2 separate regions of the Homo sapiens genome follow, and region 1 is linked to region 2. A link is a loop called in an ENCODE intact Hi-C map of the cell type or tissue named here. Cell type or tissue: adrenal gland. All regions are shown on one strand. Each heading gives the region's core, and the rest is flanking DNA. Links, peaks and the distances in the headings are about the cores only. Region 1 overlaps LOC124907896 (a long non-coding RNA gene). Region 2 overlaps KIF5C (kinesin family member 5C).

The links. Hi-C counts contacts between places; a loop is a spot of excess contacts. Peaks named below come from ENCODE experiments on the same cell type or tissue, not always from the same donor. Only the 100,000 strongest peaks of a DNase experiment are listed, where the experiment ranks them.
Region 1: a loop joins it to region 2, with 2.6 times the contacts of the local background. A loop is called at or near these places in 3 of 110 quality-filtered maps.

What each region holds. Positions count from the first base shown.
Region 1 is chr2:148,524,599-148,541,252 of GRCh38, forward strand. LOC124907896 (a long non-coding RNA gene) reads left to right here. Exons shown (of 2, transcript XR_007087259.1): 2 at 1-4,825. Among named protein-coding and RNA genes, the nearest start is that of EPC2, 110 kb to the right of the region's middle. In adrenal gland, for the core only: no CTCF peak of the experiment used is centred there; a DNase peak (open chromatin) is centred at 9,759.
Region 2 is chr2:148,981,948-148,998,601 of GRCh38, forward strand. KIF5C (kinesin family member 5C) reads left to right here. Exons shown (of 26, transcript NM_004522.3): 15 at 1,673-1,819; 16 at 9,063-9,251; 17 at 12,474-12,591; 18 at 15,317-15,393; 19 at 16,453-16,562. Among named protein-coding and RNA genes, the nearest start is that of LYPD6B, 48 kb to the right of the region's middle. In adrenal gland, for the core only: a CTCF peak has its summit at 8,155 (motif pointing left); a DNase peak (open chromatin) is centred at 8,163.

The DNA.
Region 1 (16,654 bases), core at 5,891-13,890, 460 kb before region 2:
TCACCATTGGGCTTCCTGTGCTGTCATCTGCTGCCTCTTGCCGCAGATTCCTGGTGGTATGTCTCAGCCTTTGCATGAAACACAACCATGAAACACTAAGTGCCAATCATTTCCTATAAACTGCTTTGATTTCCTCCATGAAGCTCTTTTAAAAAATCTGGTATTGTGGTATTTATAGCTTCCTGTTTCTGCCACCTACATATTCTGATGGTTGTTGTGCTTTCTCTTTGGAGATAGATAAACATTCACAGCACCAAAGGGAGTAAGGGCTTTGTACCTTTTTTCATGGAAAGAGTTAGTCATATTTAGATTGAAGTTATAGCTTAAAAAGGAGCCCTCGTTGTATAGAAACATGGATGCCATGACACCTCCAGTGCAATATTTTTAAGCCTCTCCCTGCCATTGGTCACTTACATAGTACTGTTAAATCACTCTGTGGAATATTGTTTCTATCTTCTAGAAGCTCACAATCTATGTCAGAAGATTAGACATGCAAGTGTCTGTTGAAGTAGCTGGAGAGTGAGGCAGGAGGAGTGGAAGGATGGCCAGCAGCATGGAACCCACAAGGGGAGATTTCACAGAGGAGCCTCAATGGTGTGGGGGGTCAGGAAGAAAAAGGACCAGACAGCTGTGAATTTTGTTTCCAGGACATAAATAGGGGATTTCTAGCAAATACACCCAGGTGAGTGTGTAGAACGGGCAGTCAGATGCAAGGGGTAAAGGAGGCGGAGAGGGAGCAAAGCCATCTAGAAAGATTGTTCCTTCAACATGTGCAGTGAAAGAAATCATGGCAAAGGGAAAGCCAGGATTAGGTTGTTTGGCAGGATGCTGCAGTAGGCATACTCAGGGGCTTCTGCTCTACCTGCTCTCCCTTCTCACAATCTACCCCTACCCACATGCCTGCTGAGTGGAAAGGGAATTGGTTATCCCAACGGTTATTCCAATCTCCTGGCCTTGGGTGATTGGACCAAGATGAGCACCTGATTTGAGGAGGGCCAACCTAAGTTTCCAATGACATGTCACCTGACTGACTGGCCTCAAAAAGATGAATATGGAACAATCAGATTCGTTCTCATAGGAAGCCCAAACCAAGAGGCACAGAGAGGAGATGCCCTTCAGGAATGGATCCTTGAGATGAAAATCAAGTTGATGAGAATAAAGTGGCTGTTATCAGGTCGTGTGTATGCATAAGTCATGGGGAACCACAGGAAGTAGCTGGGAAAGAGAGAACAACAGATACAGGGAAGAAAGTGGAGAAGCCGGGAATGAGAAAGAGCGATCACCTCTAGCATTTCCTGTATGCCAAGTGCTGCACTAAGTCCCTAAGTCCTTTACATTAAATTACCTTATTTATTTCTCATAGCAATCTTATGACATGGATGCTATGATTATCCTCATTTTACAGATAAGAAACCAAGGCATAAACATAGTGTGCCCAAAATGACTCTTGGGAAAGCCATGATGTATACTAAATAGACTGGCTCCCTATTTAGTTTTTTTTTTTTTTAGTTTTATAAGTGCTTGCTTGTAGCCACCATGAATTACCACCTCTCAAAAGGGAGATGAGATAGAAGTGATCCCTGAAGCCATCTGACACCCAACCTTTCCTAAACTCAGGTACTTAGAGTTATTGGATTTTCCAGAGATCACCTGACCTCATGATCCTGAATGGGTTTCAGTTCCTGGCAACCAAAAGAACCCTAACCCAACTGGATAAGGAAATTGAGCATTCTGGGTGGGAGAGAATGATGTTATACAAGGGAGTGTTGATGATGCTGACCCACCTATGAGGAAGCACAAAGCGATGGGATGCATGGATATGGAGAGATTTTTCTTCTCTGTTAGCCAAGACTATCCAGCTTAGTTTTACCATCCGGCACCCACAGCACCACATGGTAAGCCAACTAGATAACCAAACCCACAGGGAGTGGCACATAACCCAGCAGCCGTGCCCTTCCAGCTGGCTCTGCCACCAGTGCAAGGTGAGGTTGGTCCTGTTATGTCTCCTCCCTTCCAAGCCTTCATTTATCTGTCAATAGAAAGGGGATGATGACAAAAGATGGAGAGAATTTGACTTGCTAGGACTCTGGGGGAGGCTGGGGAAATGCAGATTACCATGATGGGGCTGCCCCCGGGGGCAGCCAGACCCAGGTTTTCCAGAGATGGTCTCACAGAGGGAGATTGGCATGCAAGAAGTTTACCAGGGAAGGTTCTCAGGGTCAGCACTTGTGAGCGTAGAGAGGCAACAGGACATTGAGCAGAGGGGGAAGTGGCAGCACAGTCATCAGCCAGTTCCATGGGAAACTGGAACTGGGGTGGCCTTTCACATTGCCCCAAAGGGAGGCATAAGGGCTACGCTTTGTACCCCACCTCCCATGGAGAAGTCACTGGGTGTAGGATGCCCTGTTGGTGAGGCAGCTCCCTTCAGTCTGGGGCAGTTCCTGGGGAAGGGCTCAGCTGTGAGAGCTTCTGGGGGCAACATCCCATGCAGATAGAAGATGGTCTCCTCGGTCCTGAAGGGGAGCTGAGCAGGGCAGCACACCATCAGCTGCACACGAGAGCTGGGCCACACTTCCCAGGGGCCAAATAAACAGGGGAGCCCCAGCTCTGGGGAAGATGAAGGGCTGAGGGTCAGGAGGAGGTCGCAGAAGGCTGTTGCACGTGGAAACCATCCGGAAGTTAAGTGACCAGGGAAAATGCTGCTTGTGAGTGTGTGGAGACTGTAAAAGGATGGACTTCTGTAGCTGGTCTGAGGCCAGCAGGCCTGAGGAACTTAGCAAGGAGTCAGAGAGAAGCTGGTGACAAAAAAGTAGGAAATTGTAGGAAGGCTGTAGAATTAAGAGTTTGGGCCAAGTTAACCTAAACCATTTGTGTCATATTAGAGAAGGGTACTTTTCCCAGCACTCAGCTGGGTTTTGAGGATTTCGGACCTTAAAGAGCAGAATACATCTATTCCCAGGCCATGCCAGGGGCTGTTGAAAGAGGTCCTGAGAACTGTGCCAGGCCTGATTCAGGTAACAGGAAGAGATGTGGGAGAGGATAAGCCTCCGACCAAAACAGCTTCACTTCAGAGAGTTAAGGGAGTTTTATAGACTGAATCATGTCCTCCCCAGAGTCATACACTGAAGCCCTAATTCTAGCATGACCATCTGCAAGCCAAGGAGAGAGGCCTCAGGAGAAACCAACCCCGATGACACCTTGATCTTGGAATTCCAGCGTCCAGAACTGTTGTTTAAGCGCCTCCAGTCTGTGGGATTTTGCTATGGCAGCCTAAGCTAAGACAGGGAGACAGGCCACCCACCAGCTGAGAAGGTGGGTGCCAGAAGCAAAGCCAACCCGTGTGTCCTCACCTCGCTCTCCCTGCTCTTTCCTGATCCACAGTCTCTGACTCTGGAGGGGACTGCTCAGTGGCCAGCAGATGCCTGGCAGAGGCACATCTTCCCCACTACATGTGAACCCTGGACCTATGTAAAATGCCAGAAATCAGGAGCTCCCGGGTTACTTTGCACATCTGCAAGCACCAACTTCTGGTCCGGCTGCATGCACTTGACTCGGAGGGAAAGGAGCAGCTTCACACATGGGTCTCCTCGTCCCCCGCTGCTGGCCTGGCTATCGCCAATGTCACTGACCTGAATTCAGTTTTCAAAGGAAATGTGTTTCATGGTGATTCTTTTGGTTCCAGTTCAGAACTTGGATAAAAAATATGCTCCAATTTAAGAAAAATAGTCAATTCGCAAATCAAAACTGAAATCTAGAAAGGTGAAAGAGTTGACTCTCTGGGCCTCCTTATCTGAAAAATGAGGCAGTTGCACTAGATTTGTAGGTTTTCTTTAAAAGTTTTTTTTTTTAACCACAAGAAAACTTTCTTCAAAAGAAATGTTACCAGGAAGCAGAAACAAAAGAGGGGCATAAGGGTTGAGCTGCTTGATCAAAAGGGGAGAGAAAGGTTGAGTTCCAGAATCCTGCCCTCCAAGGCACGGCTTTGCAAAGCAGAGTCTAAAAGGCATTTTACTCTCATTGCCTACATGCTCCTCCAGCCTCCTGTCTGAGGATCCATGAAGAGTCAGTATTCCCACACACCCGGTTGTATACCCACCAGGCACCTCGGAACCAGTCACTGAGAACATGGGCCATGCAAAGAAGGGAGCACGTACAGGGCTCAGCAGGGGCGAGCAAGCCTGGGTCCAGGTGAGCTTCTTTAGCTCCTTCTCCCAGATTCTCCATCCAGGAGCCAACACTGACCACAGGGAGAGGGAGGGCTGGGTGGGGAGAGAGCCAGGGGAGGTGGGCCTACTGAAATTCCTCCACATAAAAACAAGAGGTGTGGCTCCAAAGTGGCACATCTTGTCACAAAGAAGGTGGAAGCAGCAGATGAGAATTCGCTCACCTCCCAAGGCCAAAACCACTTGGAATAAAGAAAATGTGGTACCTACACACCATGGAATATACTATGCAACCATAAAAAAGAATGAGATCATGTCCTTTGCAGGGACATGGATGAAGCTGGAAGCCATCAACCTCAGCAAAATAACACAGGAACAGAAAACCAAAGACTGCATGTTGCCACTCATAAGTAGGAGCTGAACAATGAGAACACATGGACACAGGGAGGGGAACAACACATACCGGGGCCTGTTAGGGGGGCGTGGCAAGGGGAGGGAGAGCATCAGGACAAATAGCTAATGCACACTAGCTTAATACCTAGGTGACCGATTGATAGATGCAGGAAACAACCGTGGCACACATTTACCTATGTAACAAACCTGCACATTCTGCACATGTATCCCAGAACTTAAAGTAAAATAAAATTTAAAAAAAAAAACCACTGGGAGACTCTCCCCAGGGCCACCTCTCCCGTGCACCTTCAGCCTCTCCTTCTCTACCAACCTCTTGCGACCATCAGGCAAATGTGTCTCTCCTCGTGAAAGATCAAACAAAACTCGATAAAAAGACCTTCAACCCCTTGTTCTCCTCCTTGCTGACAGCTTTTTGAAAGTGCCTGTAATTGTCTCCATCTCCTCATCTTGTATTCACTTTCTAAGTGTTCTTTTCTGCATGTGCATGTCTTGATTCCTTGCTCTTTTCTGGATTTGCATTGCCAATTCCCTGTCAATCACTTATTTTTGTGAATGGGTCACTAGTGCAGAGGTCGTGACCTTGGGCTTGTGTCTTTGCAGGGAGAAGTTGAGACATCCCCCAGGCTTGCGCAGTGCCCCTCCATTGAAACCAAGCACACTAAACTCACTGCCAGCCTTCTTGGTGGGTCCATTAGCGCTCATCTCCCATTCCCTCTGCCGCACCAGAACCTCAACTCCAGTCGCTCACCAGCTGCCCCTTAAAGGCACCCCTCACTGGCCACTGCCCTGTCAGTGAAGAGTAGCTGCCTCCACTAGAAGGCCTCCCACTCCCTTTCCCCTAAGCCAATGACTGCCTCCCTAACATCTCTCAATTCTCTCCATTCCCACTGCCGTTGTCCAGTTGAGACCACCATCACCTTCAATCTGCATCACTGCTGATGCAGTCGTGACTTCTGAACTAGGCTCTCGGCTCTGGTTCCCTCCTCTCTAATTAAGAATCCACATTGCCACCAGAGCAAGTAACAGACCTGTCAAATCTGTTACTCTGCTGAGTAAAACTCAAGGGATAAAATCTCAACTCCTGAGTGCAGCTTGAATTGTGTCCCCCCAAATTCATATGTTGAGTTCCTAACCCCCAATGTGACTGTTTTTAGACATGGGGCCTTTCAGGAGGGCATTAAGGTTAAACATGGTGAGATGGGTGGGTCCCAATCTGATAGGATGGGTGTCCTTATAAGAAGAGGGTGAGACGCCAACAGTGTGTTCTGCACAGAGGACACAGCAAGAAGGTGGCCCTTTGCAAACCAAGGAGTATGGCTTCAGGAAAAAACAACCCTACCAGTCCCTGAATCTTGGACTTTGAGCCTCCAGAGCTGTGGGAAAATAAATGTTGCTTAATTATGTTGTTATGCCACGTGGTCTGGTATTTTGTGAAGGTAGCTGAGCTTCCTGGGATGGAGACCTTTCGTATGCTTTGCCCCAGCTTCTCTCTCCACCCAGCTCTTGGGCCTGCGCCCTTTCATGCCCATGCTCCAGCCAGATGGAGCTGCAGGCACATCCTTCAATGTGCCACACCTCCCTTAAATCATGCCCTCACCATTTCCTCCACGTGGATGTGTCCGCTGCGCTCGCCATCTCTACCACCTGGATGGCTTCCATACTCATATTGGATGTGGGCTTAAGACAGCTGTCTAGAATTGTCATCTCCACTTCCTCATCCCACTTAACAGGTTTCTTTTACATGAATTAATGATCTATATTTTTTCTTAATTTTCACTGATGCTTCTTTACAGTTGTATCATTTATTCTTGTGTAACCTCTGTGCTTTGTATCCTCCTCCTTCAAACTCATGTTAAAACTTGCCTACTCCACACCATATGCCCAGACCAGGCAACTGACACCCACTGATGCTGGAGGACTTGCAAAGCTCCCTGGACTCCCTAACTCTGCTCTTCATGTGCGTCTCTGTACAGGTGTGTGTATGTGCATGTGTGTGTGCAGATGTTTGTATGTGTGCAGGTGAGTGTGTGTGTGCAGGTGTGTGTCTCTGTGCATGTGTGTATGTATGTACATGTGTCTGTGTGTTTGTATAAACATGTTCATGTGTCTGTGTACGTGTGTACGTGTCTGCGTCTGTGTGTCCATATGTGCATGTCTGTGTGTGCATGTGTCTATGTGTCTGTGTCTGTATGTGCATGTGTGCATGTGCATATGTGTGTGTTTGCATGTCTATGTGCCTGCATGCATGTGTGTGTGTTTGTGTGTCTGTGTATATGTGCGCATGAGTGGATGTGTGCACCGCTCCGGACGAGCCCTCCTTCCTGTCAGTGCCTTCTCTACCACAGCCCACCTGGATTTGTCTGTCCTGGGAATGCTCCCACAGGGAATGTTGTGCCTGCAGGCTCTTGCTGATATTGAGCTAAAAATGCAACTGTTGATGTACCCAATTTAAGATTAAACTCTTCCCACCCTCATGCACACCCTTGCCAGTCAGCTGCCTTCTTCAGTGACCTCTAGATATCACAAACAAGCCAGGTTTATCAGCTCCTAGTGCCCTTAGAGAAGGGGGCTTTTCCCAGCTGCCCCCAGCCTGGGGTGGGGGGTGTTAATGCAAGAGCAGGAGTGAGGTGGGCTAACCACCAGCCGCTCTGAGGGGCCTCTGAGCACCGGGCAGCAGTCCTGCTCCACCCCAAGCCCCAGCCCCAGGACCACACTGTCCACTGGCTCCTCCCAGACAGGCTTAAGGCAGGATAGTGCCACCCTCTGACATCCCATGGTAACATTAAAAATCCGTATAAGGGGAGTTCTAACATTTTCCTCCTAAGCTCAGTGGATTGACTTAGGCTTCCCTGGCTTCAGCATCTGCTGGGCACTCAGGGGTGCACAAACGCCTGAGGGGACATGGTATTGTGCCAGAGGCAATGGAAGCTGCAATAGACAGGACACGTTTTCATGGAGCATCAGTCATACTCAGCTATGAGTGATTCAAAATACTTTAACATAGATACAAACACCGCGGTGTTATGGAGGAGGATACACCACCCACGCACGTTGTGAAGGTCCAGCAGGAGGACTCGGAGGAAGCTTCCGTGCTGTGGGACACTCTGGAATCTGGGCCAGATCACCAAGAGTGTGTCTTCTTCTGAGATAGGGGCACTTGGCGAAAACATTTCTGAAACAATGTGCTAAGTGGAGGCTGTGAGGCCTGAACGTGAGAAGGAGTTTTAAGAAACTTGGAGTTACTGGGTGGCTGAGTGTTAAATAAGAACATTTGTCCTTTACCCTAAATGAGCGTTTACTCACTCGCTCATCCATTCATTCAACAGATATTTCCTGAATGCCTACTCCAGTCCAGGCACCATGGAAGATGTTGGGCCAATTATTTGGGAAAAGTCTCATCTTACTAGTATCAGATATGGGGAGAAGGAAGGGACAATTATGTTTGGAAAATAGGAGTAGAGGTTCCTCTAAATCCCAAATACTCTTTTGTATCTCTGTTTCCCTGACTGCAATGATGGTTACAGAAAGGATGATAAAGGAGAAATACTTTGAAATGAAAATTGCTATTTATTTGCAAATGAATCTAAATTATGAGCATAATTTATTCCTCCGGAAAATATGAATTGAGCACCAATTCATGCCAGGACTTGTGCTGGGCGTGGTGGGGAGGACAAAGATGGTCCCGAGGAGAGCTGCCCACACAGGGGAGCTTGGTAAGGAGACAGGAGACAGTGCAGATGAAAAGCCTGGGATGGATCAATGGGTGCCACAGGACTTCCACTTGGGAAGAGGTGATCTGCATTGTACACTGTTAGTGGTGTGGTTACTCCTTTTTCTCCCAAGATTTCACTATGCTTATAAATAAATACGATAACCAGAACAATGGCTATACTGTGAAGGCCCGTGAGCAAGTGGCTGGTTCGCCAATGGTCATCATCAACAACGTCTCAGCAGCTCAGACTTAGGACTGTGATTAGCCTCATCATGCCTGCATGGACGAGGCACAGGCCCTGTCTGAAAAACACAAGCTGCAGGCAAGCATGTGTCTGTGTGCTGTGCTGGTGTTGCTGGAAATACACTTGGGAAGGTGATGCCCACTGGATTAAACCCGTGATGCAGGGAAGAGTTGTAAGATCTGGTGAGTCGGTTAGCTAGAATGGAGGGGACCGAGAAGGTAGGTTGTACATGTGGGTCCTCTCCTCCCCTCTGTTCCCCTCCACAGACTGTTCCCCAGCCAGAAGCACCTGGTAAGCCTCTGCAAGTCCTCAGAACTAGAAAGATTAGAAAGAGAGAGAGAGAACACATGTGGATGATACCACAGTCAGTGAGAAGGGACTCCAAGCTCATGCCTCTGGGGGATGGCCTCATTGCCATCTCTGGATCCAGAGGGCAAATTATTAGCAGTTCTATTCAGAAAAAGGGCTAGAGAGCAGGGGCAAGAAATCATGCTTGCAGTTGCTCTTGAGGGCAGATGTATTAGTTTGCTAGGGCTGTCATAAGAGAGTACTGCAGATTGGGTGACTTAAGCGACAGAAATTTCTTTTCTTACAATTCTGGAGGCTAGAAGTCCAAGCTCAAGGTATCAGAAGAGTTGGTTTCTTCTGTGGCCTGCCTCTCTTCTTGGCCGTCTTCTTCCTATGTCTTCACATGGTCTTCCCTCTCTGAGCGTCTGTGTCCTAATCTCTTTTTAAGGACACCAGTCATATTGTCTTAGGCCCCACCCATATGACCTACTTTCATCACCTCCTTGAAGGCTCTGTCTCCAGATACAGTCACATTCTGAGGTACTGGGGAGTTAGGGCTTCAACATAGGAATTTTGGGGGGACACAATTCAGCCCATAACCAAAGTGTCTCCTTAACTTTGGTAAAATGAAGCAATAGGAAATAAATAAATAAATAAATAAAAATTAAAAAAAAAAAAAAAAACAGCTCTCTGTGCAGAGTGCTATAAAGGCCTCTCCGGGTCCTGGTGTGGATGACATGAAGACTGAGCCAACCTGACCCTTCTTGGCCAGGACCTCGGTAGGGACCGGCTCCTCTCGAAGGCCTTCTCTGCAGGAGGGTGGTGAGAATTCTAAGAGTCTGTTGACCCAACCACATGCATGAAAAGGGAGATCCTCCTTGATCCCAAATGTGATATGGCCTCACTGCCCAGTGAAGTGAAGCCATCTGCACAGACGGCTGTCAGGGCCCAGTCTGAGCTAGAGGCAGCACTTCCCAGAGATGGGCCCTGATGCTTCCTCTTCTTTCCCAAGAACGTGCTCCCAAATTCACATTTCCCCACTGGCCCAGGCCAAATCCCCATCTTTTAGATGCGGTGCCCCAGGAGGCCATGTGGTATGGGGTTGAGATCTCTGTCACTGTAGAGGCCTGAGCCTTCGAGAACCTGACGGAGAAGCAGCTCCCCCAGAGCGTCGCTTTCCTCTCTGGGGAAGTGTGGGCTTTCCTGGGTGCTGACAGCAGGAGGCATCTGTAATGCTGCTAACAGCTCTGTGTGGCTGTAATCTGGTTTATGCAAATCCAGTCACTTTGCAGCCCACAGGGAAAGCTGGAAGGAGGGATCTGCTTTGATCTCTTATCAAAGAAGATTTTGCATTTACGTGAGAATGGCTAATGCTAAAAATATTGCTGTTTGGGAGAAATGGCCCATCCCTGCCCTGAATTTATAATTTATAATGATACTGTAGCATCTTGGAACACTCGTCATTAAACAAACAAATGTGAAACTCCTCCTTTATTCTTCACATAAAGACCAGATGATGAGAAGGCAAAGCACCCAAGTGCTCGTGCCTGTGTCCCACCCCTGCTCTTGCGCAAGAGTCCTCCACCACCCGTACTCCAGTCTGACCGTAGCTTCCAGAACATGGGAAACTGCTTTCCCCTGGCACAAGACTCTGCACAGAAGGGCTGGGCTCCAGCAACTTTGTTTCAGAAAGAAGTTTCTTCTCATTCTGATCCAGCCCAAGGAAACAGGATTTAAGTCAGGAGACTGGGTCTGAATCTAAGCTCTGCCCCTCACCAGCTGTAAGGGATTCACCTGGGTGAGCTCTTACCTCTGAGTCTGGACTTCCTCATCTGTAACATGGGAATGACACTATTTGACCTTCCTCCTTCCTCCTTCATGGGGTTTGACCTTCCTTCTTCGTGGGGTTTGGTGAGAATCAAATGAATTAGTGTACATGAAGGTGCTTGTAAGTGATGAAGCTTCATATACCTTGCAGGGGACATTTTTTGGTTTTGTCACCCAGCATCTGTTACCTCACCTTCTAGTAACAGTATAATGACTATACTATAACCTAAACTTCCTCTGGACTGTTGGTCCCCAGGCTACTGGTAGACTTGACCTTCCTCCTGTCTCCAGTGGACTTGACCTTCCCCTAGTCCCAGGAGATAAGTGTCACTCAAGGCCTGGCAAAGGGAAGCCTTGCCCCGCCCCACCCCCATAAGCCTCTTCCCGTGGTGGACTGGCTCTCAGAATCCTTTCCAACCTCTCTCCAGTGTGCCGTCCTGTATTACAACTTGCAAGAGCTGTACAGCTAAAATCTACCTTTTCCTGACTATTCTGTGGACAATGATCTGAATGTAAATTACTATCCAAAATGTTCCACTCAAGATTTGGAAGACAGGTATGTGACACTTGTGTCTTGGGTTTGAGAAGCAGATGGGTGGCAGTGCTGGCCTCCTGAGGCCTGTATTACAAATATGGCGTGTGAACTTGAACTCAGTTGCTCCCATGGCAGTCTCCTGATCCCCCATCTTGCCAGGTGTTTCAAAGACCATAGCTCTCTGAAGCAGGTCAGTTCTGCTGTGTTCTGGGAGTCATTTCTGAAGATTCCACCTGGAACTCACTCCTTCAGACCATCCAACAATTCTGCAAGCATCCAGTACCTGTGTTAAATCCTGGTCTGCTCTCAATATCTAGAGTGACTTCTGTGTTCAAAAATGAAACCCACCTGGTACCAATGAAATGGGCACTTGGAACCCGACTAGGACCCAAGAGTCAGATCACACAACGTCATTTAAACAGCTGAGAAATGGAGGCTAAGTTTCTGATGGACTCGGAGGTTATAAGGCCAGAGCAGCTAGCAGCCCTCCTGCCTTCACAAGGAGCTTGTCTGAGGTAAATAACCAACCCGAGAAGGGCCACGCTGAGAGGAGAGGAGCCCGTTCTTGACACCTTTTGAGTAGCTGAACAAAACAACGTCTTGTGCCAAACCTACTTCTGGATCTCCAGTTACGTGAGCCAACACATTCCTCCAGTCTAAGACAGTTGGCATCAGACTATTCCATCATTTGATCAAAACATAATGTATGAGGGACGTGATGCTAACAGGAGCGAAACCACATGGCAGCAGTGATCACGTGGTTACAGATCACATATTCTCAGCCAGAGGCTAGGGATCTCCTGGGAGCGTTTTATAGGATACACGTGAAGAGGTGTGAGCCTAGGCCTTCTGGATCCCATGAGGGACACATGCGAGCAACCGGAAAACCTCACAGGTGAAGGGGGTCCCATATGCACCCCTAGGGACGGGGGCTGCTACGGACCAACGCGTCGGGAAGGGAAGGCCAACAATGGGTATTCCTTGGAAACACTTGAATGTTTGAATCCCAGTTTTAGGCACTAACATTATTTTTTACTTAATTTTGATTTTCTTCTTTTAGGGTTAAAAAAACCCCTTGCATTAATTCACTCAGTATTATAACCACCAGATGAGAATACTATCGAGTGAAATATTTCAGCCCAGCTTGTGTAAGCTGAAGCAGCTGGGCCATTTTTAAAAATTGTAATAAATAAGTGAATGCATAATCAATCCCGCGAGTGTCAGCTTTCTGTTCTGTGTGCTCCCAGAGCTGTGCTTTTTCATCTTTATTCTACACCCCTGAAAAGAAAAGCAACATAGAGAAAAATGTTCACAGACTGTTCCCTGTGACCTTAACCAACAGAAAAAGGCTAAATTGTTGATGCTTATTCCAGAAGGTATTTCTACCATGGGCTAGGGTGGGTGCAGATTTAGAATAACCCTTCCTTTTCAGGGATAACTGTTTAATCCCAAAAAGCTACCTGGGAAGAGAAGGCCGATGTTTTGATTTTGGGGGTCTGCTATCTGTAGAACCTAACAGTGTTGGGAACAGCCCTATGGAGTAGAGTGAACAGCCTCAGAAGAAATGTGGATCAGGCATTTTTGAAGTGCCTGGCCAGGGCTTGGATGGCCAAAGATGAACCAGGCATGCTCCGTTGGTTCAAGAAATTTACAGTCTACAGAGGAGGAGGCTTGGTGGACAAGCATAATTATTTGACAAACGATTTTTATCTTTGGAACCAAACAAAAATTATTCAAAGGCAAAGCTGAAGAATAAATTGGGCGATCAAACCAGCTGACTCCAAAGTATGACTCACGGAATGGCTCTGAAGTCAGTTTTCAAAGATAATTTCTGAAAGTATCATGAGCATTGTTGGAATGCATGGGTAACCTCCTGAGATACTGTTTTGAAGGGGCAAATTCATTCAATATGTACGTTTCAGTTTGTTTTTTGTTTTTTGTTTGTTTTTGTTTTTAGAACCATCCATGGGCAAAAGGGATCACATGATGAAATGCTTGGTTGATGGAATTTTCCTCTAAGCTGAATTTCCCTAAGCCTTCCCCAGATGTGGATGTTTGTTAGGCCACATAACTATTAACATTAAATTATATTGGGTCATTGTCTCTGACCCCTTCCCCCCCACCCCCCACTAGTATTGCTGGGGTCTCCCCTGTGTAAAAAACCAGCTTCCCTCTCAGGATCTTCTGCCTGGACCCCTCACTGATCGCTGCCCATGAAGCCACTCATGAGCATTTTGGCCAGAATCTCTGGGAGCGTGGCCATCTTCTTGAGCTCCTACTTACCTGCAAATGTGGGAGAAAGACCTTCACCCCAACGCTGTGTTGAATTCCAACCTCTGGACCGGGTCTCCAAAGTCCCTGTGGCAGGGAGCTCATTGACCTTCTGTCTGTAGCTTCTTTTTAATCCCACCTCTTACCCACAGCAGGGGGACAAACACCATCATGTCCACCTCCTTCCCTCCTCCTCATTAGGCTCTGAATGGAAGTCTGCATGGGCTCCTCTCTTCATGAAAACAGATCCCTGAGCACCTGGCTACCAGCTCATGGCAGCTCCATGCTGGGAAACTGTCAGATTCAGCCATGACCTCAGGAACTTAGAAAGTAAGATCAGGGTAGGGCCTTACGAAGTTAGTGTCCCTCCTGGCACTTCCTTTGGTTTCTGATGGAGCTGACATCAGGCCAAAGCTTACATCTGATGAACAAAATGGGAAATAGGCAGGAGTCTGTTCTCTGTGCACAGGGCAAGTCACAGTGCAACCAAGACACAAGTCACAGACTCTGGGGGGCAGGGATGTTCCACACTCAGCAGGGCTGATGGAAATGAAGATACCACAGATACTGTTTACCAGGGGCTTCTTTAGGGAGTTAGATTATAGAGGATGTTCACATTCAGCTTTTTTAAACCTGTAATGTTTTAGTTCTTTCACAGAAAGATATTTCCTCTAAAAAAAAAAAAAGCCTCTACCTCATAGGGTTATGGGGAGAGAATTAAACAAGGTTTCAGATGTGAGAGGCCAAGTTCTCCCTCCTTTTCCTCAACACCCAGTCCCCTTCTCCCAGCAACTTCCTAGAACTGTATATTCTATTTGAATATTTGAGGAAAAGAATATATTTATATTAAAACAAGCATGAATAGATTATGGAGTAAGATGCACAATTCACATGAATTTTTAAGATAGAACAAGGGACTTAAAAGAAATTTCCTATCTATGGCTCAGGGGCAGGCATTTGCTCTTCTTAGGGACACTTCAGCAGAAAAGTTCGAGAAGTTCTGATGCAGGCTCTGGGGAGCACAGGGCTGACGGTGTCCCAGAAGCCACTATGAGGGCAGCATGGCAGCGCAGAAGGCACCGGTCAGGCCCCTTGGGCTCAGCCCCCAAGACATAGCTGTGCACGTCACCTCTTGAATCCGTCCAGGCAGCTTTCGAGCTCAGAAATCCACAGACGATTCTCTCCAGGTACACACAACCAGCTCCATATTATTACACCAAAGAACAGTCGGCCTTGAAGAGGAAGAGCTCAAAGTCACATGGCTACGTCCAAACCTAGGCTGCTGAACTCCGCCACACTGCACCAGCTGACACTGTCCCACGCTTACCACCTGCTCCCCCACCCATCTCCGATATGGCAGGGCCCCCAGAGCCCCTGTAACCAGGCCCATCTGTAGGACGCCTTGATTTCTCAGCCATCCTGGCTAGGGCCAGATGCTGGCCACTGTGCTCTCTCTCTCTCTCTTTTTTTTTTTTTTTTGCTTTGAGACAGAGTTTCGCTCTGTCACCCAGCTGGAGTGCAGTGGTGCGAACTCGGCTCACTGCAACCTTTGCCTCCCAGATTCAAGCAATTCTCCTGCCTCAGCCTCCCTAGTAGCTGGGATTATAGGTGTCCGCCACCACACCCAGCTAATTTTTGTATTTTTAGTAGAGATGGGGTTTCACCATGTTGGCCAGGCTGGTCTCGAACTCCTGATCTCATGATCCACCCGCCTTGGCCTCTGAAAATGCTCAGGTGATCTGCCCCCCTCAGCCTCCCAAAGTGCTGGGATTACAGGCATGAGCCACTGTGCCCGGCGACTGCATTTCCTGGCAGAACACTCTCAGCTCTTCCACACGGAACTGCAGGATAAAGCAACTCTGATTTTTCCAGAGAGGCACATGGAAATGAGCTTCAGGTGTCTGTGGTTGACTCTGAAGAAAGGGAGTGGAAATGAAGCTCCCCTTACCCTGAGAAGGAGGCCGACAGCCGTCCATGGAGGAGAAGCTGCCTTCCCCCACGGCCACATCTCCCTTCAGGAAGGTGAGCTACTCCAAGTGCCCATGTCCTTCCAAGGGAAGAAACCAGTGGCTCCCACGCATGGGCCCTCATGGGAACCTCACCCCACCCCCGGCATCCCAGCTGTGGTTTCTCCCACCAGACCTCTTTCTGCAGCCCAGGAGAGACACTGACTTGGGAACCTCCAAGGCTTCCACATACTACTGAGGAGGCAGGAAGGGGACAAGGACGCCCTCTCCCCTGGCGTGCAGTGCAGGGGGAACAGGAAATGGCTCCGGCCTTTCTTCCTCTCAGCCTACGCTTTCTGTTTGAAGTCTGTAGTCTGTATCTTTGAGTGACACCAACATTTTAGAACAAAGAGTAAGAAAAAAGTCTGCTTGTGTGGAGAATGTCCAGAATTCTAACCGAGACATTTTCTCTCTGGAAGGCAACAGCCTTGCTTCCAGGTTCCAAACCGGACTCTGTCTACATCCATTTCTTTCCATATTCTGTCCCCGCCAGCAGGAACTTTGTAGGTGTGAAGCTCCGTAGATGCTTAATTAAGAGGCCAAAGAGAGTCTCGAGGGGGTAGTTGGGGCCACACCTGATAGGCAGCCAGCCGATATTTATTTCCTAATCATTGATTGTGTGCCAGGCACTGTGACAGCTGCTTGGGATGGAGTGTGGAGCACCGTGAACAAAATCTCTACCCTTTTAATTGAATGAGGAAGAAAGTTTCCATTACATTGAATATTTGAAGGAGACAGGCAAGATACAGTGGGTGCATGTAAAGAGGATGGGACTTAGCTGGAAGTGGGAGACAGAGGAAGAAAACTTCTCCTCCAAGAGGTGATATGTAAGATAGAACATAAAGGAGTTGGGACTGTGGAATGAAGGGGCAAGTGGAGAGCTAACAGCTCCAAACCGAGGCATCAGCCTAGGTGGAAAGCCTGAGGTGGGAGAATGGGGTGTGTGGCTTGGAGTCAAATGTCCCAGGCATCTAATGGTGATGGGAGGAATGTGGGCATCGGCGTGGAGAACACTGTGGGCAGTGGGAAGTAACTGGCAGCTTCCAGGAAAGGAAAAGACATTATGAGATTTGCATTTTTGAAGGATCGTTCTGGCTTTTGTGGAAAGAACTGAGTAGGCAAGCAGCAGCAATCAATTCAGAGACCATTAGGAAATATTTCAATTGTCCGGATGAGAGATACTGATGATTTGCA
Region 2 (16,654 bases), core at 4,385-12,384:
CATATGCTGCTTGCATGGTGTGAGGATTAGTGACAGTTTATGTAAAGCACTTAGCACAGATCTGTGCATATGCTACGATATCAATACATACATCTCAAAGCATTGCTACTGGCAAGAGCAGGGTCCCATAGAAGGTATGGACTTCACTCTTCTTGCTTATACCCTCCTGAATGAATTCCATTCCCTCCCGTCAGCTTTTTGTCCTAGCTGTTACCTTCAGGAGCCTGGAACTAAGCTGCCCTTGTTTGTTTGTTTGCTGTTCTAAGCCAGTGCTTCAGCCTGCACATTCCCTTATTTCCAGATTCTCCAAATGAAAGATGCCATAGGTTCTGCAGTGAGCTAGCGGTAGCAGGAGCAGTGAATGTTTGGCATGGCGGGGTGGGATGTGTCCTTTTCTACCTGGAAAATGGGTGGTGGAGAAGCTGACTGGCTCTAACCTGCTATCCTTAGCACCTCTGCCCAATGGCCTGGTGTCCTGGGCTTGTGCCCAGCCTGCTTTGTGGAAAGCATCCAGTTTAAAAAGAAGTAGCAGATGGCGCAGGAGAGTGCTGGTCTGCTGACTGTGAGGCTGACAGGAAATGCTCCTCGCGGCATACATTCAGCTCCATGGAGGAAGACTTTTCTAGCAGCTTCCCAAGATGGGGACTACTGCCTCTGAGGATTTTAAAAACAAGATGACATAAGCAGTTGGCAATGCCAAACAAAATAAAACAAACTCATTCAGAAGTCACTTAGGAAAGGGGGCGACTTAGATTTTCTCTGCTTAGTGTTTTCTATGAGATTCTTTTAATTAGTCCTTCATGTTACTTGCTTCTTAAAACAATGAAACATTTTTCATAATACAGTTTTTAATTTGCCATGAAACCAAAGTATTACTAGATTGGTTTAGAAGACTATTATTAGACAGATTGTTTAAAAATGCTCTAGCTGCATATGGGAGAATTGTATAAATAGATAACTGTTTTACTGATGTTAAACGTTAGTTAAGAATACATACCTTTTGGCAAGATACATGAGGATGAAAAAGAGATGGGTTTATTAAAGTTTGACAAGAAAATAGAGCTTCTGCTATATAGTAAGAAACCAACTATTGAACGTAACCTAATTTTGAAAAAAGGTGAAGGGTGTTTAATTCAGCTTCACTCTGAAAATTGGAAGACTTTTTTTTTTGAAGTTGTTTTCTAAACTTATTAATGTTCTTCTGGGCCATCTATTCTAGACCCATCTGTCTTTATCAATTTAGGTGGGAATATGGAGGTGGCCCAGGGAGCAGGTTTGTTTAGGAGTGAAGGTGGGGACCCTTGCAGGTAAGTTTAGACCCTGAAATGAAACAGATAGGACTGACATAGAATATCTGGTAAGTAGGAAGATGCAATTACATGTTATAAATTTAAGGACTTCCTTTTTGGCTTAACTTATTTCCCTGACTTGGAAATTGTCATCTGATATGTAGACATATAATGTATCAGGCCATGTGATACAACTTGTTGATAAAGAGTTCCCCTTCTTATCCAAGAATGCAGTGCTATGCGAGAGTTTGCCTTAAAAGGATTCTTAGGTTGAAGTCATGTAAAAGAAATCCATTCTACATGATGGTGTTATTCTTTGTAATGTGGAGTGTATGAAATTGATGGGCAACCCTTTGAATTTGTTGTTGAAATTTGTTTTTCAGACTACATTGACAACCACACAGAGAGAGCTGAGCCAGCTACAAGAGCTTAGCAACCACCAGAAGAAAAGGGCAACTGAGATCCTGAATTTGCTGTTGAAAGATCTGGGGGAGATAGGTGGAATTATTGGCACCAATGATGTGAAAACTGTAAGCCAGCCCTTCTTTTATCCTCTCTACCTGCTCCTGTCAAGTTAGTAGGGTCTGTGCTTTACTCTTTTAAGCATTCAATGCTTAGCACTGTGCTTTGCATCTGCCATGTGCTGGTTAGTGTTTGAATGAATGAAAAAAGGGCTAATTGAATGACTGAGTGAATTGTTTGTTGGGGTGAGGAGGAGGAGAAAAAAAATTATCTTTCAAATCTAGGCAGTGTCTTCAAATGTTGGTTGGCTTTGTGTAAATTGGTTTATTTCTCAAATTGGTTTATTTCTCAACTTATTTCCTAATGTTGCAGAAGTTTGGAATTAAATAGCTTAAGCAACAGTTCTAGTCTCAGAATTGTGTTTTTCCTTTTCTGAAAGAACCCAGTGAAGTGAAAATTCTCCAAGTCAGTGTGAAAGTGATAGGATTCTAACAGTGGCTTAAGAAATAAAACCACATTTAATTATTCACAATATGAGAAGTCTAAAATCTTGCCACTCAGGGTGTGATCTGCCTCACCTGGGAGCTTATTGGAACTACAGCCTTTCAGGCCCCACCTCAGACCTATTGAATCAAAATCTGCACTTTAACAAGATTCTCCAGGTGATTCTTTATGCTTATTAAAGTTTGAGAAGCAAATTTTGTTTTGGTGCCATGGCTCAACAATGTCAAGTTCTCAGGCTTTTTCTCTGTTTCCTTTCTCCTGTCCTCAGCTTGTTTCCTTTTCATAATCCAGAGGATTATGCCTCATGGTAGCAAAATAGCTGCTGTAGTACCAATCATCACATCCTCACTCAACCACATCCAAGGCAGGATGGGCTGAAAAGGCCAACTTCTTTAATCCAGGAGGGAAACATATCCCAGAAGTCCCCAGGAGACATATCCTTACACTTCATTGGCCAGAACTGGATCACATGACCACTCCACATTTCTGGGAAAGCAAAGGGGACTGGGATTACTATAATTGGCATAGACCAATCATGATGAATCCCTTGGGGTTGTACATATTGGTGCTCTTGGTTATTTGTTTATTTATTTATTTATTTATTTTGAGACAAACTTTTGCTTTGTCACCCAGGCTGGAGTGCAGTGGCGCAATCTCAGCTCACTGCAACCTCTGCCTCCTGGGTTCAACCAATTCATGTGCCTCAGTCTGCCGAGTAGCTGGGATTACAGGCATGTGCCACCAGGCCCTGCTAATTTTTTTATTATTATTATTTTTTTAAGTGGAGATGGGGTTTCTCCATATTGGCCAGGCTGGTCTCGAATTCCTGGCCTCAAGTGATTCGCCTGCCTCTGCCTCCCAAAGTGCTGGGAATACAGGCGTGAGCCACCACACCTGGCCATTGGTGCTGTTGACAGCGAGAAAGTAAGAGATGTGGGGATAATAGGGGTGGTATAAAGTTGTCCAGAAACTAGGAATAGAAGGAAGAGATAGAGTTAAAAATGGTATCAGCCCAGAACAGGTAACAATTTGCTGGAATATAGAAAGGCTATTGTTGTTATTAACCAAAAAGACAGGGTAGAGACATTTTTAAAACAAAACAAAAAGCTTTATTGAGGTATAATTTACATAAAGCTGCACATATTTAAAGTATACAGTCTGAGAAATTTTGACGTATGTGTACAGTCATGAAACCATCAGCACCGTTAAGATAATGAATGTCCCCATCTCCCCCAAAAGTATGTGGGGGCAGTTTCTGGTCTCTCTATTTTGTTTCATGGATCAAATCTTCCTGCCAATACCACAATGTTTTGATCACCATAGCTTTATAATAATACAGCATCTTATACAAAGGAGTCATTGATGAATATATGTTGATTTTGTTGAGCTGGGGAATGGTATTACATTGCTTACCTTACATGTCACAATTCCCTGAAACCAAATTCTTTGAATTTAGCCATTTTATCTTTAAAAGGCTGAATTCTACATCAGTCTGCTTAGTGGGGACACTCAGGTCGTGAGCTGGGATTGTTAAATACTGGAAAATGCTCCCAAGATCAGGCTTCCTTTTGTAGACTATTTCTGGGAAATGTTGAAAGCCGTTTTTGGATGGTGTAACAGGTCCCAGCTTAGAGTACATGACCGCTCGTAAATGTAACCATTCTTTCATGGAACCTTTATTGTAACTGATTATTTCATAAATCCTTGTGAATGAATCTAATTCTAGCACAGACTTCTCAGATACTATAGAGTTAATCTTATTAAGCTTCAATTTGGTGATTTTATATTTGAAGATTTAATTTTTTGAACCATACATTGGTGTTGAGCAATAAAATTCGATGTGAGGTGATTAAATGGCCTCACAATATGAAGGTGGAGTTGATATATGGGAAGTTGATGCTTGCTGCTGATAACGATAAAGGAAGAAGGTATTTTTATGCTAAGTTCTAAAATAGAGCTGATGAAAATGCTAATGAAATCAGGAGTGTCTGGGTGCTTCAGTATTGAAAAAAGAGTCTTTACCTTTGGGAATCTGAACTATGATTGAGATTGAGATTGTTTTTAAATACTCAATTGGATATTTTTGAGATTATTTTTGGATTCCAGACATTGGATGTCCTAGTTAATTTCATTGATAGCCATCATTTCTATCATTCTGGTTTTTTTCATATAATTATGAGTTCATCATTAGGGTGATAAGAGCTAAGGGAGTAGTTGTATGACTTTGGATGAGTGACTGTACTTCTTTGGGCTTCATTTTTCTAATTTATAAAATGACAAGATAAGCTCAGACAGTATCAAAAATTGTCGGCTCAGAAATTACTTGACTTCTGCACATTTGTTTTAGATTTATCCTTATAGGTACAGGTACTTTTCTTATTGGTCATGACTATGAATTGATATAGTAATTCTTTTGATATAGGAAAATGAACAGATCAAGGGAATTTGTTTCAGTGGTTTTGTATTTTTATTCCTAAAATGCCATTTAATTTTCACAAGGTCCCTCCTGGTAGGGCTCTGGGATGGGGGAAAAATATGACTATTGGAGCCTTCCCCAGTCCACAGTTCTAGAATATGACAGCTCTGAAAAGCCAGAAAACAGAAAAACCCATATATCCCCAGCTCAATCATGTCTTGAAACATTTCCAGAGTCCAGTCATTTTGTTTCATCAACAAAACAAGATGAGTCCAGCATATAACAAGATGAGCCCAATGTTAACTTTATCGAAGTTTATGAGTGAGCCTTCTCTTCCTTTCATGTACTGGTGGCACTGAACTGTCAACAGAAGTATGATGAGGTCCATACATTTGGAAAGGAGAGCTTTATTTTTCATAATGGGTTGCAGCCTGCAGGGTGGCCACTCTTACAGGTTGGGAAGTGTAGCCTTTGGCCAGAAGCCAGAAAGAAGCACTTTGAGGATGGGAAGAATGACAGGGACTTATGTTTTTCACAGGGTGGCCAAATAAACTTATTCAACAGGTTACAGGAGGAGCTATGAAGATTCATGAAGGAGTGGCATGTGCATGTGTAGTAGGAAAACATGTATGCAACATGGGTCCCATGTTCACTTTTATTTGGAGACTTAACATTTAAATGTATTATAATTAGGCCCTGTACATCAAAGGGTGAAGCAGAGGATATGAAGGCTGTGTGCAGCCTTAGTAGCCTGGCCAGAACCAGAACCACTTCATGGTTGGTGGTCTCTCGTTGGGGAAGGAACTTTGGTTGGTGGTTGTGTTGAAATTGCAAAAGAGAGGGGCAGGGGCAGGCTGTGGTTATCAGCAGTGAAGCAGTGGAGTGAATATTTCAAAAGGGCTGGCTTCTGTTTAACCCTTGGGGAAGAAAGCCTAATGCTGATTGGCGAGGGAGGGTGTATGACCAGGCGTTTCCAACTTCCCAATCTGTCCTGGGCTGGAACTCGGTATTTAACATTTCTCTGGGGTCTCCTTGGCCACGAGGGGGTCTGTTCAGTCATTCGGGGGGTTAGGATTTTATTTGTATTTCTTGGGGCCTACCTTACCTTGCTACCTTCAAAGGAATTTAGCCAGAACCTGAATAGAAGTTGAGGTAGAGTAAATGAACTGAATTGGACTGGCTGCCTTATTTTCTTTTGGCCCACACTGACTTCTTTTTGTCCCATTCTAACTTTTATGACTTTAAATGTGAACATGCACCTTACTTACCTTGGGTGTGGCCTAGGAATGGCAGTAGTTCATCATCGTGCACAGCCACTCCATGCTTGAGAGATGGGGGTAGGGAGGTGGAGAGGTAGGGATGACTCCCTGTATAGGCAGGTAGAAGCAGCAGGCCACATCTTCCATAGATTTCATGACGGTGTGGTCTTTTCTCCTGGGTTGGTCATTGATACTGGATCCCATGGTCTAGTATGTACTACTGGGGGCATTATCAGACTCTGGGACAGTTATAAATAAAATTTCAGCAGCAAACTGATTTTTTTTTTTTTTAAATAACAGTGTCCTGAAATTACTGGAAACTTTTGAACATGAAACCACTAAATATATGAACTTTGTAGTGGTAAGAAACCTCACAGTTAAAACCCCTTTGTTAGGGGTATTGTTTTTATCCATCAGGCACAAACTCAAAATCTCCTTTTAGATCTCCAAGGACAGGAACTGGCTTCAGAAGTTATAGCTCTGGTTTGGGAGAAGAAATGTCTAGCTCTTATTTTGGAGGAAGCCCATCTTTATACATATCTATATTTTTACTCTTCCTCAATTTACATGGGATCTAGGCATAAAAGACAAAGTGTCCTACTTTGACAGACCTGGAAAAGAAGAGGAATTCATTCTCTTCCCAGGGTGCCAGAGCTTCTGGCTCAGCAGCGTTTTCCTACCAGGAGCTGGTGTAGGCTGTGAATTCCATGTGGAAGAGATGGGTTTTACTTTGTCTTTCTGCAGAGGCTGGACAAGATGTAAGATACACCTGGTCAGGCTCAGGAAGGTGTTTCTCATCCTTCTCCTACACTGGACTAAAGACAGTGGCAGAACACACTCAACTTAAAGATTGCATGCTTTTCTCACCCAGTGTCTCCATGCCATTAGAATAGAAAAGGAATATAGTGAGGAGTGGTTTTGGTAGGCAGATCTTTGGCAGTCGGAAGTAAAATGGGTTTAACAAGGACCTCCATGAAGGTAGAGTCAGAAATAGATACTTGTCAATTTTCTTGCTGTTGACATACATTCTGCAGTATTGTTGACACTGGAGTCACTTGACATGTACTATTGTTGAACTTTTTTAATTTTTAATTTTTATTTCAGTAGGTTTTTGGAGGACAGGTGGTGTTTGGTTACATGGATAAGTTCTTTAGTGGTGATTTCTGAGATTTTGGTGCACCCATCACCTAAGCAGTGTACACTGTACCCAGTGTGTGCTCTTTTATCCCTCACCCCACTTCCCACCCTTTCTTCCAAGTCCCCAAAGTCCATTGTATCATTCGTATGCCTTTGTGTCCTCATAGCTAGCTCCCACTTATGAGTGAGAATATACGATGTTTGGTTTTCCATTCTTGAGTTATTAATACTTCACTTAGAATAATAGTCTCCAATTCCACCCAGGTTGCTCCGAATGCCACTATTCCATTCCTTTTTATGGCTGGGTAGTATTCCATGATTTTACACACACACACACACACACACACACACACACCACATTTTCTTTATCTACTCATTGACTGATGGGCATTTGGGCTGGTTCCATATTTTTGCAATTGCAAATTGTGCTGCCGTAAACATGCACGTCTTTTTCATGTAATGACATCTTTTCTTTGGGTAGATACCCAGTAGTGGGATTGCTGGATTGAGTGGCATATCTACTTTTAGTTCTTTAAAGAATCTCCACACTGTTTTCCATAGTGGTTGTACTAGTTTACGTTCCCACCAGCAGTGTAAAAGCATTCCCTGTTCATCACTTCCATGCCAACATCTATTTTTTTTTATTTTTTTTATTATGGCCATTCTTGCAGAAGCAAGGTGGTTTCACATTGTGGTTTTGATTTGCATTTCACTGATAATTAATGATGTTGAGCCTTTTCTATATGTGTGTTGGCTATTTATATTGTTGTTGAATTCTTATGGTAAGGTTGATGCCAAACTACAGGCACTCAGCAGTTTCTAGTGTACTTCATATTTGCTACCAAATTTCAGGGCTGATACCTGGTTCCATTTTTTTAGCCCTCAAATGTTTACTGAACAGATAGTGATATGATGAGTGAATGACATCAATAACGACATAGGTGGGCACTCAGAGTGTACTGTGGAACATCAAAAAACCACGGTTGGAGTCATTGTCTTTCAACCAGTGGAAGCCTGTGTTTCTGCGCTGGATTCTGGACAGGGCTCTTTGTTTTCTCTTAAGGTGCTAGGCTGCACTCTGGTGGCTAAACAAAATATGCACACAGTTACTTGCTCATTTGGTCAATTGCTCTTAAAGACCATGTTTGCATTTCAGCGGATGGGTTTCTATCCCAAGTAGCTTGCTTCAACTTTTGTTTCAAGTAGAGCTTTGAAACTTAGAAACTAAATATAGATCATGCGGGAATGCTGGCTGTCAGAATCTTCTTTTCTAAGGTGGATTTAGACTGTTGTTCTCAGATGATCTTAAATAATGAGCTAGATTACTGTCTGTTTGGAAGGAACAGGTGTGAAAAGGCAAAGGAAAATAGACTGGTAGTAGTAATGAAAAGTTATGCTGAGAAACCTTCATCAAGAAGCCCTTTGGTAATTCATAGTACATTCTTATTTATTCGATTTTCTGTTTAATTGAGGACTACATAGAAACACCTTTTTATTTCAATCCTTGTTTATAGAAACATATTCAAGGCATTACACTACTTGTCTACCTGAATAAGCACACTATAGAGAACATTAATGAAGTTTTGATTTGAGTTTTTATAGGAATTCAGCATCACCTTTCGGAGCATTGGGTGTCGCTGCTGTTACAGAGATGTAAGGTGTAAGACATTGAATGGAATACCTTTTTGAAGTTATCTCCTTTTAAAAATCTTCAGTGTTTCTTCTTATGCTGTCATTTCTCTTTCTAAAAATTGATGGTAATGAAAAACCTAGTTAATTGAGGATTATATTTAGTAGGGGGTTTCAACTGAAAGTTTCACCTGAGGTGTAGGAGAACTTGGGGTTGAATGTTTAGTACTTTCCGCTTGTCCTTTAATTAGGATTCTGAACCAGAAATCCATGGACACCTTGGGGATCCAGGGGCAGGTTTCCAGGGAGTCCGTGAACCTATGGAAATTGTGGGCAACATTTGAGTGTGTCCCCTTCTTTGCTCAGTTGGCAGATGTGAATGGAGTCATTGAGGAGGAGTTTACCATGGCCCGCCTGTACATCAGCAAGATGAAGTCAGAGGTCAAGTCCCTGGTGAACCGCAGCAAACAGCTCGAGAGCGCCCAGATGGACTCCAACAGGAAGATGAATGCCAGCGAGCGGGAGCTGGCAGCCTGCCAGCTGCTCATCTCCCAGGTGGGCCCTTCCCTTCCCCATCATTGCACTCTTGTTGTCTTGAGATCTGCTCCCTCCATGCCCTTGCTGGTGCTGATGGTGCACCTTAGGCTTAGTTGAGGGACTGCTTTGTGTAAGCTTGGCCTCCCCAGGTGATGGCAGCCCAGGTCTATTCCTAGGGCTACATTTTGTTGTGTGAAATAGATGAATTCTGTTGAGTCCGTTCCCTTTTTCGAGGATATATCTATCTACCCATCCATAGATGGATGGCTAGCTAGCTAATGAATGTAAAAGATTGGGTGGAATCTCTAAAACTCCTGTAAGTAAGGCAATATTCCCTCATCTTTTAATCTCTACCATAGGTCCACTTTAATATGGAAAAACAGAAACTACTACTAATAGTAGTAGTAGCAGGTGGCATTTTATTGAGTGTTTACTATGTACCATACACTGTGCTAAGTACTTCACATGCATTTTCTCACTTAATCTGAAAAAAATCCTGGTAGGCAGGTTTTATTATTATTCCTCAGATAGGCAGCTGAGATTTAGACTAAATGTCTGTCCAAACACCTACAGCCCGTGAATGACAGAGCTAGGACTCAAAAAAATGTGTGTGAACCCAAAACCCATGTCTTCAAGGGCTTTTCAAGCCCGAGGGTACATTTCACTTGCCTATTGAGTAAGGCTGCTCTTCTTCCTATTGGAGTGGCATTTTCAGTTTAATAAGGTAGCTTCAGAAAACAGCAACCCAGTTTCTGGGCTACCACTGATATCTGAGCTTGGTATTTGGGTCTGACGTTTCCAGGAGGGGTCTAGTTGTATACTACTTGCTGCTTTATGCCAGGCATTAAAATAGGCTGTCATTTGGAGTAAACAGGAAACAGATACCAACATGGATTGGTGTGTCAAATAATACTGAGGCGGACAAAAGCACACTTTATTCTGGTATGCTTTTAACCATAATAATGTGTAATCATAGAAACATCTCCAACCTCTCTGTCTAAAATGGATCCACAAGGTTCCATTTTATAACCAGCATAATAAGCAGAAATGTATTGAAAAGATTATTCAGTGCTAATATGTGATAGTAAAATTGATATATTCATACATTGTTGATAAAAGTATAATTTGGTCAGTCCTTTTGGGAAGCACCGTGGAAATCAGAAACCATAAAAATGTAAGTATAATTTAGTCCAGTAATTTCACTGACAGTATTTTTCATTGTTAATGAAAATGAAAAAAATTTATTTCATATGGTATTCTCATTTCCTGATTAAAAATATTAAAAGCTTTTATGCAAGGTATTGAAGACAGTGTTATTTTGCATTATAATAAAATAAATTGCCCAAATATCCATTGATAGACTAATAAGATAAAGTTACATGGAATAATATTATGCAGCTCTTATAAAAAATGTAAAAACCTAGCCATTGGGAAAGTCTAATGGTATAAAGTTAAGTGAAAATGAAAATGCTGAGTTGGATTTATATTGTGCTTTGCATTCCTGCAGCTAAGACCAGGAATATCAGGGGGAAATAGTCCATAGATTGGTTTATGGTTTACACCACTTTTTCTGGATTTGCTTTAGAACTTTATTTTTTTATGATTATATAGTTGTTATTTATAAAAAATTAAAATAAAAATGATATGCATTAGGCAACAGTGTACCTCATCTGTGATTTCTAGGTCATCTATGATACCAAAAGCATGTGTTTTGGCCAGCCTGCCTCTAACATTTCGGGGCCAAGGCAAGGGTACTCATGGAGACCCCATGGCCTGCAGCCCACCCTCTTCTCTTTCAAGCTGGACATACCAGCTCCATGTCCAACTCCCTTTTGCACCCGGTGTGAACTGATGGAACTGTTAGATGCCGGCTGCCATTTGTTTAAATGGGTGAGGAAGAGGTAGTGCCAGCCCTGGCCTTCAGACCTGGAGTAGGAAGTTTCTAGGTCCCCAGTACTCTGAGGGTGGTCTATAGGGGACATAGGTTCAGATGGACATGTTCCTTTGGCCTGTGAACTCTTTGCTTAGTGGAGTAGGGTGTAGCCAGAGGAGGGCCCAGTGGGGTGCTCTGAATCGTCCAGGTCTCAGACTGACACTGACTTTGCTGTATGAGATCAGAGTCGAGAATATTATGATGTGTTGAGTTTAAAGAGTACCTGTTCTAAAGTTCTCTTTCTGCATCAGCAACAAACACAGCTTCCATTAGGTGGAGGTTTGCACTCTGCTACAATTCATGCATAGCAAAGATTCGACCATTATTTCCTGAGGTTCAAAAGTAACAGAAACCATGGCTGTTTATATTCTGATGTGATCTAAGGAATCTGACACAGTCTTTCCAGCTGAAATGCTATCTTCTTTGTTTACATTCATCCTCGTCACCAAAAACTGTGCTTATAAGATGACTGTTCCAACGGAGGAGTTGTGTTTTCTGGAGAGGTTATTTCATTAGATTAAAGCTCAGTCTCCAGGGTCTTCCTGCCTAAAGCTGAGCTCCCCAGATCTGGAGAGGGGAGTGTTCTGTATATATTTTCCATCTGCCTAGAAGTTACCACTGTCCCTGTTCAGCCAACAAGCTCTCATTCATCCATTCATTTCACGAATATTTATTAAGCACTTACCCTCATGGAGCTAGCAAGTAAAAAAGACAAGACAAATGATGTAGACATTAGGTGCTGTAAGAAAGTGTTGGGGCCTGAGTGATAAGGAGCTAGCCAAGGTAGTGTGTGTGTGTGGCATGTGGTGGGGTGGTGATGGTGGGGAGGGAAAGCTTCCAGGGAGAGGAAAATGCAAAGGCCCTGAGATGGGAATTGGTGTGTCTGAAGGACAGAAAAAGGGAAGACCTAATAATTGAATGGTGAAGATGGAATCCAGAGGTGCATGTTCAATGAATGAGGCCTTCAGCCCTGCACTTTTCCCAGCCCCTTTCTCTCATGCATGCTTTTCTCTGAGAAGGGAAACCAGCTCGGCCTTTGGCATCTCATGTTAACTGGATGGTGAGGAGGGGCCTGCCATGAGTGGTGTCTGTGGGGAATGAAGCCGAGAAGCACAGGGAGAAGCAGAGGTCTGTCTTGGTATGATTCTGAACACCAAGGCAAGGGTAAAATGGGCACCATTTGGTTGTGGCACTCAGAAAAGGGACTCAGGAACCCCTCCTCTCTCGCATTTTCCTACCAGACAATTCCAGGCCAGCCTGGATGACCACTTGCTAGTCATTCACTCTTCCTTTTTGCTTGTTTAAAGCACGAAGCCAAGATCAAGTCTCTGACAGACTACATGCAGAACATGGAACAGAAGAGGAGGCAGCTAGAAGAGTCCCAGGACTCGCTCAGCGAAGAGCTGGCAAAGCTCCGAGCCCAGGGTAAATATTTGACTAACGTGCAGGTGTCAAACACCTGGCCTGAGTCAGACAGCCTCTGGTTGGCTGGAATCATGATGTTTAGTTTCGTTCAGTTAAAGCATTTCTAGGTCTACTGCAAACAAAACCATAACTAGAAAAAAAGGAGCGATTTCTTTTCTTTCTTTCTTTCTTTTTTTTTTTTTAAGATGGAGTCTCGCTCTGTTGCCCAGGCTGAAGTGCGGTGGCATAATCTCAGTTCACTGCAACCTCCGCTTCCCGGTTCCAGCGATTCTCCTGCCTCAGCCTCCTGAGTAGCTGGGACTATAGATGCGTGTCACCACACCTGGCTAATTTTTGTATTTTTTAGTAGAGATGGGGTTTCACCATATTGGCCAGGCTGGTCTTGAACTCCTGACCTCGTGATCTGTCTACCTCAGCCTCCCAAAAGTACAAGAGTCAGCCACCGTGCCCAGCCTAAAAGGAGAGATTTCTGAGAGACCATCCCCACACTGAATCTGCTCATCTTCCCATTTCCTCACAGTCCACCCAGTTACCCAAATCAGAATCCCCTGCTCCCCACCTCCTGACTCTAGTTGGTCACCAGAGCCGGTCCATTTCACCTGCCAGAGGCCCCTCTGGTTCACTGTCCAGGTTAACTAAGGACTGTGGCTACATCCATCTACCCATGCCCACCCTCAGTCTGCTCTGGGCCAGCCACTGTGTGGCATCCTGAGGGATGATTCTAAAATTCACATTCTCTCTCTGTCCAAACGGACACTTCTAACCCTTCCATGGCATCCTGTTGCTCTTAATATAAAGTTTGAACTGCCGTGGCTTCCCTGGCACCCCCTTGAACAAGCTCTACCCTTTGCCAGCCAGCCTTGTGATCTCCTGAGCTTAGGGAAGTGCCTCGCACATAGGAAGCACTTCATAAATATTAATGAATATAAGCAGAAATTCAAGAGAAGGGTCTAGAAATGCAGAAAGTAGAACAGGATTAAGAATGTATGTGCCATGCAATGTGAAACTAGAACATATATATTATGGGTTGCAATGAAAATTGTTAGAATTTTCTCAGAAAGCCATTTGAAAATACATATTAATAACTGTAACATTTTTCATACCTTTTGATCATCACACCTCAGATATTCATTGCAGAATTTTAGATCAGCAAAAAAGAGGAAGCCATCTAAATGTCTAATAGTTAATACACTATGGCGTGTTATTTAATAGAACTTTTTCTTCACATGAAATACATGAAGGTGTGCAGCAATGTTTATGATGCAATGTTAGGTGAAAATCACAATATATCATTGTATTCTTACTATGGTTATAACTATTAAAAATGAATGGATGCAGCTGGGCACGGTGGCTCACGCCTGTAATCCCAGCACTTTGCGAGGCTGAGGCGGGCGGATCACGAGGTCAGGAGTTCGAGACCAGCCTGGCCAACATGGTGAAACCCTGTCTCTACTAAAAATACAAAAATTAGCAGGGTGTGGTGGCACACGCCTGTAATCCCAGCTACTCAGGAGGCTGAGGAAGGAGAATTGCTTGAATCCAGGAGGCGGAGGTTGTAATGAGCCGATATCGTGGCACTGCACTCCAGCCTGGGCGACAGAACAAGACTCCATCTTGAAAAAAAAGTGAATGGATGCTTGTGTTCCTAAAAATTCATATTTAAGATAAAAGTGGTTGTGATAGGGTAGTTGGGATTGGTGATGCTGTTATCAGTATTTATATCCTTTATTGTTGTTTTACAGTTTGCTCAGTAAATGCAATTTGTGTCAGACGCCAAGGCAAATTTAAAAAGAAAGAACATACCCACTCTCTGCTCTAACCTTGTAACATGTTCTTTGTGTGGTAACACATGGCATGTTAGGAGTAGGTGCACCATCAAAACTGCACATGGAAAATCATGTTTCTCTCTTGCATCCGGTGGTTCCTGCAGTGGGGCCACTGAGTTGAAATAAAATAGAGGCAAGAAAACCTGAAGTGGAACAGACTAGAGAGAAATAATGAATTGAATGTCACTGTCGTAAAGCACTCTGCCCCCTGGCACCCCAGCTCCCCAGCTGGGGCTGCCCATTGCACCTGGCTGGCATTTAGGGAGCACCATCGACCAAGCATATGCTGAGACAGGAGTGCCACACTGCAGCCCTGCCCCAAACATGGGGCCTTCTGGTTTAATCTCAAAAATGTTATGCTATCTTTCTGTTTCCCGTGTTCCCATCCTGGAAACAGAGTATGTTTTCCTGCCCCAGATTCTTAGAGAATAAACGCCTACCCATGGGAGGTAAATTAGGTCTTCCTAGAACTCCCATCATGGCATGGGTCCACAGGCCACCTAACAGTCACAGAGGGCTTTATCATCTGTAAGGCCCGTTCATGCACATGACCTTGGGCTGCTCACAGAGACCAGGTGGGAAACAAGCCCTCCCAGGTGTGCGGTGACATAAAGCCAGAGTGCAGTCCTAGGAGGGCCGCCCCCAGTGAGCATTGTCCCCCAGTAAGCATTGTCCCCTGCAGTTGTCGCGCTCCCCCGTGGAAGGAATGCTTCAGGAGGGGGCAGCCTTGGCTTTAGCCAGAAGTCCTTGCCTGTTCCTTTATGCCATGGTTGTAATTGCTGATATAAGCTGATGTTTCACTCTGTTGCCATTTTTCTTGCTTTTTGTTTTTTAATTTTTGCTTTTGGGTGTGAGTCCCACCAGTTAAGTCTTAAATCATCATTTAAAATTCAAAACAGAAAAAATGCACGAAGTCAGCTTCCAGGATAAGGAGAAGGAACATCTGACGCGGTTGCAGGATGCTGAAGAAATGAAGGTGTGTGTGGCTGCCCCTTCCATCAAGCCCAGTGTGCATTTGATGCATTTGGATTGGAAATGCTTGTTCTAGGAAAATCTGTCACCTTCAGATCCGTATATGGCAAGGGACAGGGGAGGGGCTGTTGTTGGGCATTCAGAGTCGATCTCAGAGTATAGCCTGGCTTAGAAATGAACAAGTCCAGAAACCCCAAGATGTCTGTAGAGAATGGTTAAGTTGCGTTAATACCTTTGTCTTCACCATTCCTGATGAAGAGGGAAAGGGTAGCACCCCCAATCACTGCATGGGCTCTTTTGTCGGAGTTAACTTCTAAGGATTTCTTCCTCCAACCTTTACGCAGAACACACCAAATTTGAGTTTCTATCTCAAACATAGAGATTTTTCTTTTGGTCACATTTTAAACTGTAAAGGAAAATTGATTGTGGAGTAAGACTTTTAGGTGAATAAAATGAGACAGGAGAAGATGTAGGATTTTGATTAGTTGTAGGCAAACTATGAGCCTCATTGAGTCAAGGTCCACAGTTAAAGACGTCCACGGCATGCCCTTGCTCCAGCCAGCAGAATAAAATCATGCGTCGTGGGAGTCCCTTTCCTGTTTTCAGAGTGCTGTTGCCAAAAGGTCTCCTTTGGACATCATCATAAATCTGTGCAGTGGGCAGGGCAGGGGCTTTTATCTCAGTTTTACATGTGAGGGAGTGCAGCTCACACAGGTTACAGGCTTATCTGGAGGTTACGTGGATAGGGAGAGGTTGGTGCCCTCTGACTGACCTGGCTGGAGAAGCTCAGGCTGGGCTGTAAAAGGTCAAGGGAACACTTTTTATTTAGTTGGTGGGCTAATTGGCTTCTAGGGCCAACTTGGTTTGATAACAGATCTTGGGTTTTGTTATCCCAATAAAGCAAGGCCGGGTCCTGGGGGCAAAACAGCCAGAAATGCCCCCAGTTTTGGGATCTGACATCTGAGGGACACAGGGAAGGAGGTAGGTCCAGATCCAGGGCTTGTCACAGAGTGGGCTGAGTGCCAACGAGTAGATGACATGTTTCTCTTGGCCTGGGATGCAGAAGGCGCTGGAGCAGCAGATGGAGAGCCACCGGGAAGCTCACCAGAAGCAGCTGTCCAGACTCCGAGACGAAATTGAGGAGAAGCAGAAAATCATTGATGAGATTCGGGAGTGAGTCGGCCCAGGGCACCAGGGGTGTGGGGGTGGTCATGCCTCGGTCCTCTTGGGGAAGCCTGGAAGGATGTGGCTCTTAGTCGAGGGCC